Linked DNA regions of Homo sapiens: region 2 is linked to region 1. The links are chromatin loops, found by intact Hi-C in ENCODE. Cell type or tissue: breast epithelium. All regions are shown on one strand. Region 1 overlaps JPH3 (junctophilin 3). Region 2 overlaps JPH3 (junctophilin 3).

What was found. Hi-C counts contacts between places; a loop is a spot of excess contacts. Peaks named below come from ENCODE experiments on the same cell type or tissue, not always from the same donor. Only the 100,000 strongest peaks of a DNase experiment are listed, where the experiment ranks them.
Region 2: a loop joins it to region 1, with 14 times the contacts of the local background. A loop is called at or near these places in 2 of 110 quality-filtered maps.

The regions. Positions count from the first base shown.
Region 1 is chr16:87,681,700-87,686,699 of GRCh38, reverse strand. JPH3 (junctophilin 3) reads right to left here. Exons shown (of 5, transcript NM_020655.4): 3 at 2,434-2,558. Among named protein-coding and RNA genes, the nearest start is that of JPH3, 82 kb to the right of the region's middle. RefSeq lists enhancers at 767-1,349, 1,350-1,934. In breast epithelium, no CTCF peak of the experiment used is centred here; a DNase peak (open chromatin) is centred at 2,225; H3K27me3 peaks cover 4,092 bases.
Region 2 is chr16:87,612,536-87,617,535 of GRCh38, reverse strand. The region is part of intron 1 of JPH3 (junctophilin 3); the gene reads right to left. Among named protein-coding and RNA genes, the nearest start is that of JPH3, 13 kb to the right of the region's middle. RefSeq lists an enhancer at 2,640-3,140. In breast epithelium, no CTCF peak of the experiment used is centred here; no DNase peak of the experiment used is centred here; H3K27me3 peaks cover 1,453 bases.

The DNA of each region.
Region 1 (5,000 bases):
CTCCAGGAAGCATCTCTGACTCCAGGACTGAGCCCTCTGGGAAGCATCTCCTCTGAATCCAGGACTGAGCCCTCCAGGAAGTATCTCCAAGTCCAGGACTGAGCCCTCCAGGAAGCATCTCTGACTCCAGGACTGAGCCCTCGAGGAAGCATCTCTGACTCCAGGACTGAGCCCTCCGGGAAACATCTCTGACTCCAGGATTGAGCCCTCCAGGAAGCATCTCTGACTCCAGGACTGAGCCCTCTGGGAAGCATCTCCTCTGAATCCAGAACTGAGCCCTCCAGGAAGCATCTCTGACTCCAGGACTGAGCCCTCTGGGAAGCATCTCCTCTGAATCCAGAACTGAGCCCTCCAGGAAGTATCTCTGACTCCAGGACTGAGCCCTCCAGGAAGCATCTCCTCTGACTCCAGGACTGAGCCCTCCAGGAAGCATCTCCGACTCCAGAGTCTTAACTGGAATTCTCAGGGTGGGGGAGCCTGCACCCATTTCTTGGGACTGGAGCAGTAAAGCACCACGCGGGGGTGGGGGTAGAAACACCCAAAAGGCAAACTCGTGTTTCTGGAAGTTAGAAGCCGTGATCCAGGTGTCGGGAGTGCTGCTTCCTTCCAGGGTCTCCGCTCCAGCCACCCTCCAGCCACGGAGTCTCCAGTGATCTCTGACATCACTCCATCCGCCCCTGTCTCCTCCTCTTCTGTCTCTTCTAAGGACGCCGCGTGGATCTAGGACTCACCCCAATCCAGGCTGATCTTGTCTCAAAGTCTGTTCCATAATGACACCTGCACAGACCCTCCTCCCAAATAAGTCACGTTGGGAGCTTCCGGTGGATGCGTCTCTTGGGGGATTTGGCACAGGATGGAGGCTTCAATGTTCCCTGTCTGGTCCCCTTCCTTTCACACATGGAACTGAGGCTCTGAGAGGAAACAAAACAGGCCGCAGGCAGTGGAATGTGAGTCGCAGGCAGGGCTGGAGCTGAGGCGACCATGGGCCAGGGTTGGTACGTGGAATCCCATGCCGTCCTACGTGCATTCTGCGTGGAGTGGCCCAGCCAGGGTTCTGGCAGGTGCCCCCGACGGCACTGGCTTCCTCTCCAGCATCCCTGTTCCGTTCGTCCATCCCGCAGCACTGCACCCACTCCCCACATGCACGTGCACGCTACACGTGTGCCCCCAAGTGTGCGCCCCACCGCCTCCCAGCCCAGGCAGCTGGTCGTGGGCGAGGCAAGGAGGGGCCCCAGGGAGAAGGAAACTCAGGGCCTGAGGGCGAGACCATGGAGGATGCCAATGGCCACAGGGGCACGTGGCCCATTGCCCTCCCACTTGGACACTTTGGGGTGCGTGTGTCTGGAGGGGCCAGGAGAGTGGAGGGGACGCAGTGGAATAGAAGCTGCCCAAGGCGGTGGGGGTGCGGGGGCTCGTCCTCCTGACCTCCAGGCTGCAGCTGCAGGCTCTGCAGGGCCCGGCACTCGCCCAGTGAAGGCAAGGTCTTGGAGTGGTGGCGGACGGTCACCTCTAGAGATGATGTGGTCTCGCGTTCCAGTCAGGGGAGCGCCCAGCCCCGCAGCCCCCAGGCTGGGCTCCTCATCCTGTCCTGGTGGCCAGAGTGGCAGGCGTTGCGAGCAAGTTCAGGGCTGTGGTGTCAGGTGCGGACCTCCAGCGCGCAGAGCCTCATCCGAATACCGCTCACCGGTCAGAGCTCGGGTTGAGGGGGCGCGCTCCTAACCCCATTCTCTGGGGCCTCCTGGTGCAGAGGAAGCTTCCTCCAAGATGAGGTAGGAGATGGGAGGCAGCTGGCCACGGCCTCTCCGCCACCCACCCCACACCCTCCACGCCCCCGCCACTGTCACTGGGCCGTATCACCCATGATCCCCCCCTCGAAGGGAGGACGAGGTTCCTAAATCAGGCAGCAGCTTCCAGCTCTTTCCGAGGGGCACAGCGGGAGCTGCCATTTGTGACGCTGTCCAACCCAGCAGCCACTGGGTGTGTTTAATGGTAAGTTAGTTCACATCAGAGGCAGGTCAAGAGCCAGGACCGCAGACACACCCAGCTAATGGCTGCCACGCTGGACCCAGCAGATAGTTCCATCATCCCAGAAGGTTCTAGAACAACACTGGGGGAGGGCGGGCAGCAGACAGCACAGGCTGGGCAGGTGGGAATTCACCGTCAGGGACAGCCGGCAAGCAACACGCGGTGCCCCAAGGACTGTGGGAATGGGAGAGACCTGCCAAGACACATGTCCTGTGTCCCGGGGAGCCAGGCCAGGCCTTGGCACAAACAAGCACCTTCGGCGGGAGAGGAAGACACCGGGCAGGGGAGCAGCTGGGGCTGAGCCCATCTAAGCCTACCCGCTCTGGAGGACACATCTGCTGCCAGGACTGCCCAGCCATCCACGCACCCCCTCCCCACGATGCCAGTATCAGGCCCGGCGAGACTCACCGTTTTCCCGGTGCTGGAAGGAAGGGGAGAACTCTTTGGCAGTGATCCTGGCGATCCGCGCCTCCTCCTGGGCTTTCTGAGCTGCTGTGAGGGCTGCCTCGGCCTTTGCCCGAGAGTGGGAGGTCCTGGGGGAGACAGGGAGGAGCGTGAGGGGGGGCAGGGGGCACAGGTGACAGGGGTCTGGGTTGAGGTACTCTGCCAACCCCCCAACAACGGGCTGGGCTAAGACAAGATGCTGGCACCCCATGTTTACCCTCAGACTTCTGGATCTTGTTCGTTCATTCATTCATTCATTCAATAAACATCACTGAGCATCAACCAACCAGGCCCAGTGCACAGGACATGCTTGAAAACACCTCTGGGCAGGGCATGGTGGCTCACGCCTGTAATCCCAGCACTTTGGGAGGCCAAGGCAGGAAGATCGCTTGAGCTCAGGCGTTCACGACCAGCCTGGGCAACATGGCAAAAGCCTGTCTCTGCCAAAAATACAAAATTAGCTGGGTGTGATGGCACGCATCTGTGGTCCCAGCTACTCGGGACACTGAGGCAGGAGGATTGCTTGAATCTGGGAGGTGGAGGTTGCAGTGAGCTGAGATCGCGTCACTGCACTCCAGCTTGGGTAATAGAGCAAGACTCTGTCTCAAGGAAAAAAAAAAGGGGAGGGGCTGGGCACAGTGGCTCACGCCTGTAATCCCAGCACTTTGGGAGGCTGAGGCGGGCAGATCATGAGGTCAGGAGTTCAAGACCAGCCTGCACAACATGGTGAAACTCCGTCTCTACTAAAAATTACAAAAATTAGCCGGGTGTTGTGGCACGTGCCTGTAATCCCAGCTACTCAGGAGGCTGAGGAAGGAGAATTGCTTGAACCTGGGAGGCGGAAGTTGCAGTGAGCGGAGATCACGCCATTGCACTCCAGCCTGGGTGACAGAGCAAGACTCCATCTCAAAAAAAAAAAAAGAAAATGTTTCTGTTCTTATTATCAACAAACATCAGCATGTGCACAGAAAGAGTCCAAGCCCAGACAACCCACCCCGGCGGTGCCGGCCCGCTGTGCTGTGTGTGTCTGTGCTTCCTGCCACTGCCCCGGTGTGGGTTGCGGGACCACCTCCCTGCCCAGTAATCCCAGCAACTCTGACTTGGGAACCCAGGGCTTGGGCAGCTGGGCAGTTCCCTCACCCAGCCGAAAGATGACGCCGACACCCATGTGTGACACGAAGGAGCCATTGTACCTGTGGGCAGCCGGGCACGTCACCCCTCTGGCCGCTCCCTGACTGTGTCTCTCCCTCTGCTGAGTCCTGCAGGGGACCTGCCCACCCTTTGTAAGACAAGGGACTAGACAGACGTCCCGAAGGCAGAATGTGGGGCTCTGTGCATCTCAGCAGCCTGGGGCTTGCATTTCTTCCTACCTGGTGTGCTGGCCCCCGGGGGGGCCTGCCAGTGGCCATGGGCACCACTTCCCCAACAATGGGGAAACTGAGGCACAATGACCAATTCCCCCACGACAAATCCCCCCTCCGAGCAGACTCCCTGGGAGGTCTCCTGTTCACGGTTCCTGACTTAGCCTGTTGGGGCTGCAACAAAGCACCGCAGCTTGGGCGGCTCATCAATAGCAGACATTGCTTTCCCCCAGTTCCGGAGGCTGGAAGTCCAAGATCAAGGTGCCAGCAGATTTGGTGTCTGCAGAGGACCCACTTTCTGGGTCCTGGACAGCACCTTCCTGCTGGGTGCTCACATGGTAGAAGAAGCGAGGGTGCTCTCTGAGGCCTCTTTCATCAGGGCACTAATCCCCACTATGAGGCTCAGTCCTCAGCCCCATCACCTCCCAAAGGCCCCACATCCTAGCACCATCGCCCTGGTGGTGAGGATTAACACCTGCACCTAGGGGGCGCAAACACCTTCTACGCAGCCTGACCCCCCATCTCTGCCATACCTGTCACTCCAACTCCATGGGCTAAGCCTGGAAACCACACACTGTTCATGAAAGATGGCTTTCTTGTTTCAAGATTCCACTGTGCTAACTAGGAACAATTTTACTAGAAGAAAAAAAACCTATGACATTTACATACAGAGAGTAATATAAACCACAGCCAAGAACACGTGTCCAGGAAATGAAGCAAGCTGCTGGGAATGCCCCACCAGGGCTCCAAGAGCCAGAGAGTGCTCCAAACGCTGGCCCAGAGAGCACACCCCCTGTCTTGTGGGGGCTCCGATTCCAGGCCCTTGGGTGGTCCGTGCATCTCCTGAAACTGTACTCAAAGTTTTCTGCATGACCCCCCGCCACAAGCAGAGGGTCCACAGCTTTCATCAGATTCCAGGAGGATTTGCGATGCCCCAAAACTAAAGATGCGCGGCCTGAACACAGCTAGCCCTGGACAGAGAATCCGAGGCTCAGCCATGCTGCAGCACCCAGGACACTGCATCCCAGCACCTGCCCGAAAATCAGCCCAGGACCCAAAGGAAAGCAGGCTCCAAGCTCCCCGGAAGCCAAGGAAAATAGGAAAACATATCCTGCCCCGGGGACACCTTCTGGAACTATGACCACATGCACTTGACCTTCCGGAACAATC
Region 2 (5,000 bases), 69 kb after region 1:
CCCCCATTTCCCTGCCCTGCCAGCACCAGAGTGACCACGTGAACTCAGCCATACAACTTCCACACGGCCCAGCACCAGCTCTCCTGGCATCCACTGGGGGAAAGCGAAGACATCTGTGCACAGGAAAACCTGGACCTGAGAGTTGGCAGCAGCTTTTTAAATTCACGACATCCCACGCTGGAGACACCCCAGATGCCCTTCAAGGGACAGATGGTTAAACAAACGGCCCATCCACACCGTGGGACACCGCCCAGCAATAAGAAAGAAAGGACTATTTTATTTGGTTTTTTGGTTTGTTGTTTGTTTGTTTTTTGAGACAGAGTCTCACTCTGTCACCCAGGCTGGAGTGCAACGGCGCAATCTCGGCTCACTGCAACCTCCGCCTCCCAGGCTCAAGTGATTCTCCTGCCTCAGCCTCCGAGTAGCTGTGATTACAGGTACGCACCACCGCACCCGGCTAATTTTACATTTTTAGTAAAGACGGGGTTTCACCATGTTGGCCAGGCTGGTCTCGAACTCCTGACCTCAGGTGACCCACCCGCCTAGGCCTCTCAAAGTGCTGGGATTACAGGCGTGAGCCACGGAGCCCAGCCTGGAACGAACTATTGATATAGGCAACACCTAAGAATCTCCAGCAAATGAGGCTGAGTGACGAAAGCCAGCCCCAAAATGACGAACTGTACTTTTCCGTTTACAGAGCATTTTGGAAACGACGAAACTGAAGGAATGGAGAACAGCTCAGAGGCTGCCAGGGCAGCGGGTATGGCTACAAAAGGGCAACACAAGGGACCCCGGGGCGCGGGTGCTCCCCATCCTGACTGTGTCCACGTCAATATCCGGTTCCGACATGTCATCAGTTGCACAGGATGCCACCTCGGGAGAGACCACATGAGGGGGACACCGGATCTCTGATCTATTCCTCACCACTGCCTGGGAATCTACGGTGATCTCAAAATAAAAAGTGTAATTACAAAAATACAAAACCTGGCTGGGCACAGTGGCTCACACCTGTAATCCCAGCACTTTGGAAGGCCGAGGTGGGCGGATCACGAGGTCAGGAGATCAAGACCATCCTGGCTAACACGGTGAAACCCTGTCTTTACTAAAAATACAAAAAAAAAAAAAATACAAAAACTTAACCAGGCGTGGTGGCGGGCGCCTGTAGTCCCAGCTACTCGGGAGGCTGAGGCAGGAGAACGGCGTGAACCCAGGAGGTGGAGCCTGTAGTGAGCTGAGATCGCGCCACTGCTCTCCCGCCTGGGCAATAGAACAAGACTCTGTCTCAAAAAAAAAAAAATACACACACACACACACACACACACACACACACACACACACACACACAAAACCAGATTGCGTTGCTGTTCTGCTTAAATCAGACAATGTCGTTCCCGGGCCCTGGAGAAAATTCAAAGTCCCCCAACCCTGGGGCCTGGAAGCTGTCTGTGCTCAGACCCCGTGCCCTTCTCCCAACTGCGGCAGCCACAGGGCTCTCTGAACACCAAGCAGGCTCTGGCCGTGGTGCCCCTGCACGCACCGTCTCCCTCCTGCAGGCTCTTCTTCCCTCTCTCCACACCACCGGCCCCTCCTGTCGCTCAGAGCTCGCCTGATTGACCACTCATTGACCCATCCAGCCATGATTTCCGGAGGTCTCCTCTGCTGTCGGGTGCTGTGCCCGGGGCTGACCCCAACAGACCCGGTCTCTTCCCCCACTCGCCTCCCCCTAGCAATGCCTCATTGCAGAGGAGGGAAGGCGACTGGAGCTTCTCAAGGCGTGGTCCCAGCACCACCTGCATTGAATGGCCCTGGCTGTGTGACCCTCCCCGGCATTCCTGGGCTCCCTTCTGGGCAGCCCGGGTCAGGGAGGCCGGGTCAGGCGACCCAGATGCGCACAGAGTTTGAGACTCGTGACTGGAGCTATGGAGTCCCTGCTCCATCACTTCCCACTTCTGTTGCATCTCTGAGCCTGCTTCCCATCTGGAAAATGGGGGAGCCATGCTTTCCCCACAAGGAGACGAAACAAATGAACAGGGAAAGCTCCAGGGCCCGGCCCCACTCACTGGGCAGGAAAGAAACACAGCAGCTGTCACTCAAGTCCATGCCGAGCTGGGAGAGAAGGGCTCAGGACAAGAAAGAAGGTTCTGGGTATCCCATGTTGCCTGGATGCTGACCCCAAGGGTACGGGGCCTCCGGAAGGGGGCGAGGTGAAAGACCAACTCTGCCTGGGTCTACTCCAGCCCAGGCCTCCACCAGGTCTATAGGAATCTGCTGATCCCGGCCTATTTTTCTACTCACTGGGCAAACTGAGATCAATCTGGGCACGCTTAGGCCCCGGGGAGGATGGACAGGTTCTTATCTGGGGATCTGTGGATGGGTCCCCGGGAACCTGTGAACCCTCAGGAGAGCCACCAACCCTCATGTGTGCAGGGACCTTCCTTTATTCTGGGAAGGGACGCACAGCTCCTCACGTGTGCAGGGACCAGCGTTTATCCCGGGAGGGGACGCGCGGCTCCTCGTGTGTGCAGGGACCAGCGTTTATCCCGGGAGGGGACGCGCGGCTCCTCGTGTGTGCAGGGACCAGCGTTTATCCCGGGAGGGGACGCGCGGCTCCTCGTGTGTGCAGGGACCAGCGTTTATCCCGGGAGGGGACGCGCGGCTCCTCGTGTGTGCAGGGACCAGCGTTTATCCCGGGAAGGGACGCACAGCTCCTCACGTGTGCAGGGACCAGCGTTTATCCTGGGAGAGGACACGCGGCTCCTCGTGTGTGCAGGGACCAGCGTTTATCCCGGGAGGGGACGCGCGGCTCCTCGTGTGTGCAGGGACCAGAGTTTATCCCGGGAGGGGACGCGCGGCTCCTCACGTGTGCAGGGACCTGCCTTTATCCTGGGACGGGGAGGCGCAGACCCCCTTGTGTGCAGGGACCAGCGTTTATCCTGGGAGGGAACAGACAGCTCCACACGTGTACAGAGACCTGCCTTTATCCTGGGAAAGGACACGCAGCTCCTCCTGTGTGCATGGACCTGCGTTTATCCTGCGGGGGACGCGCGGACCCTCGTGTGTGCAGGGACCAGCACTTATCCTGGGAGGGGACGCACAGCTCCTCCTGTGAACAGGGACCTGCCTTTATCCTTGGAGGGGACGCACAGCTCCTCCTGTGTACAGGGACCTGCCTTTATCCTTGGAGGGGACGCACAGCTCCTCCTGTGTACAGGGACCTGCCTTTATCCTTGGAGGGGACGCACAGCTCCTCCTGTGTACAGGGACCTGTGTTTATCCTGGGAGGGGACGTGTAGCTCCTGTGTGCAGGGACCTGCCTTTATCCTGGGAGGGGACACGCGGCTCCTCGTATCTGCAGGGACCTGCTTTTATCCTGGGAGGGGTCACGCAGCTCTGTGTCCACACCACGCTGGCAGTCCCCCAAGCTTACAAATTGCTGGGAGTGAAACCTCTCTGCCCCTGCTTCACTGTGAGACCTGGGGCAGGGCCCCTCCCTTGGTGGGCCTCAGTTTCCTCATCTGTAAAGCAAGTGGGCCCCTGGAATGCTGGCTCCATCAAGAAAGGCATCTCGGAGCGCCGGAAACAATTCTGCGGCCAGAAACAAGTTTGCAGCGCTGTGATCTCAGCGAGTGTGACCCTGTGAGCCTCACCTTTCCTGTCTTTTAAATGGGAGCGGAATGCCTTATCTCAAGGCATTATCTTAAGGAATGTAAGATATAACGTCTATGATAAAATGCCCAGCACAATACTTGGAACAAAATAGATGTTTTAGAAAGAAAAAGTGTTTTTCTTTCAAAGGAATTCCCTGGCTTTGCAGTTCTAGGTTATCATACACAGTCAGCCCTCTATAGCTTCAGGTTCCAAGTCCACAAATTCAACCAACTGCAGATCAAAAATATATTCAAAAACAACACAATAGGCTGGGCTAGGTGGCTCACACCTGTAATCCCAGCACTTTGAGAGGCTGAGGTGGGCGGATCACTTGAGGTCAAGAGTTCAAGACCAGTCTGGCCAACATGGTGAAACCCCGTCTCTACCAAAAATACAAAAATTAGCCAGGCATGGTCGTGGGCACCTGTAATCCCAGCTACTCGGGAGGCAGAGGCAGGAGAATGGCTTGAACTCGGGAAGCAGAGGCTGCAGTGAGCTGAGTTCACGCTACCTGTAATTCCAGCACTTTGGGAGGCCGAGGCGGGCGGTTCACGAGGTCAGGAGATCGAGACCATCCTGGCTAACACGGTGAAACCCCGTCTCTACTAAACAAAATACAAAAAATTAGCCGGACGTGGTGGTGGGTACCTGTAGTCCCAGCTACTCGGGAGGCTGAGGCAGGAGAATGGCGTGAATCCGGCAGGCGGAGCTTGCAGTGAGCCGAGATCGCGCCACTGCACTCCAGCCTAGGCGACAGAGTGAGACTCTGTCTCAAAAAAAAAAAAAAAAAAAGAGAAAGAAAGAAACGTAGGTATTGTGCTTGGAAAATTTCTAGTCTACTTTATTTTACTTTATTTTTTTTGAGACGGAGTCTCACTCTTTCACCCAGGCCGGACTGCAGGGGCGCTATCTTGGCTCACTGCAAGCTCCGCCTCCCAGGTTCATGCCATTCTCCTGCCTCAGCCTCCAGAGTAGCTGGGACTACAGGTGCCCGCCCGCCACCAAGCCCAGCTAATATTTTTTTTGTATTTTTAGTAGAGACGGGGTTTCACTGTGTTAGCCAGGATGGTCTCAATCTCCTGACCTCCTCGGCCTCCGCCCGCCTCGGCCTCCCAAAGTGCTGGGATTACAGGCATGAGCCACCACGCCCGGCCTCTAGTCTATTTTAATGTACTATATTAATTTCATGAACCACTTGACCCAGAGTGTGAAAAACTCTTATCTACAGCTGCAACTCTAGGCCCTGCTTGCTGTGACCAGATACTCAGGCTGAGACCCCCGCCTTAAAGTTTCCAGTGTCAGTGGTCTTGGATGGACCCCGGCATGGGTCAGTCATCAAAGCTCCCAAGTGA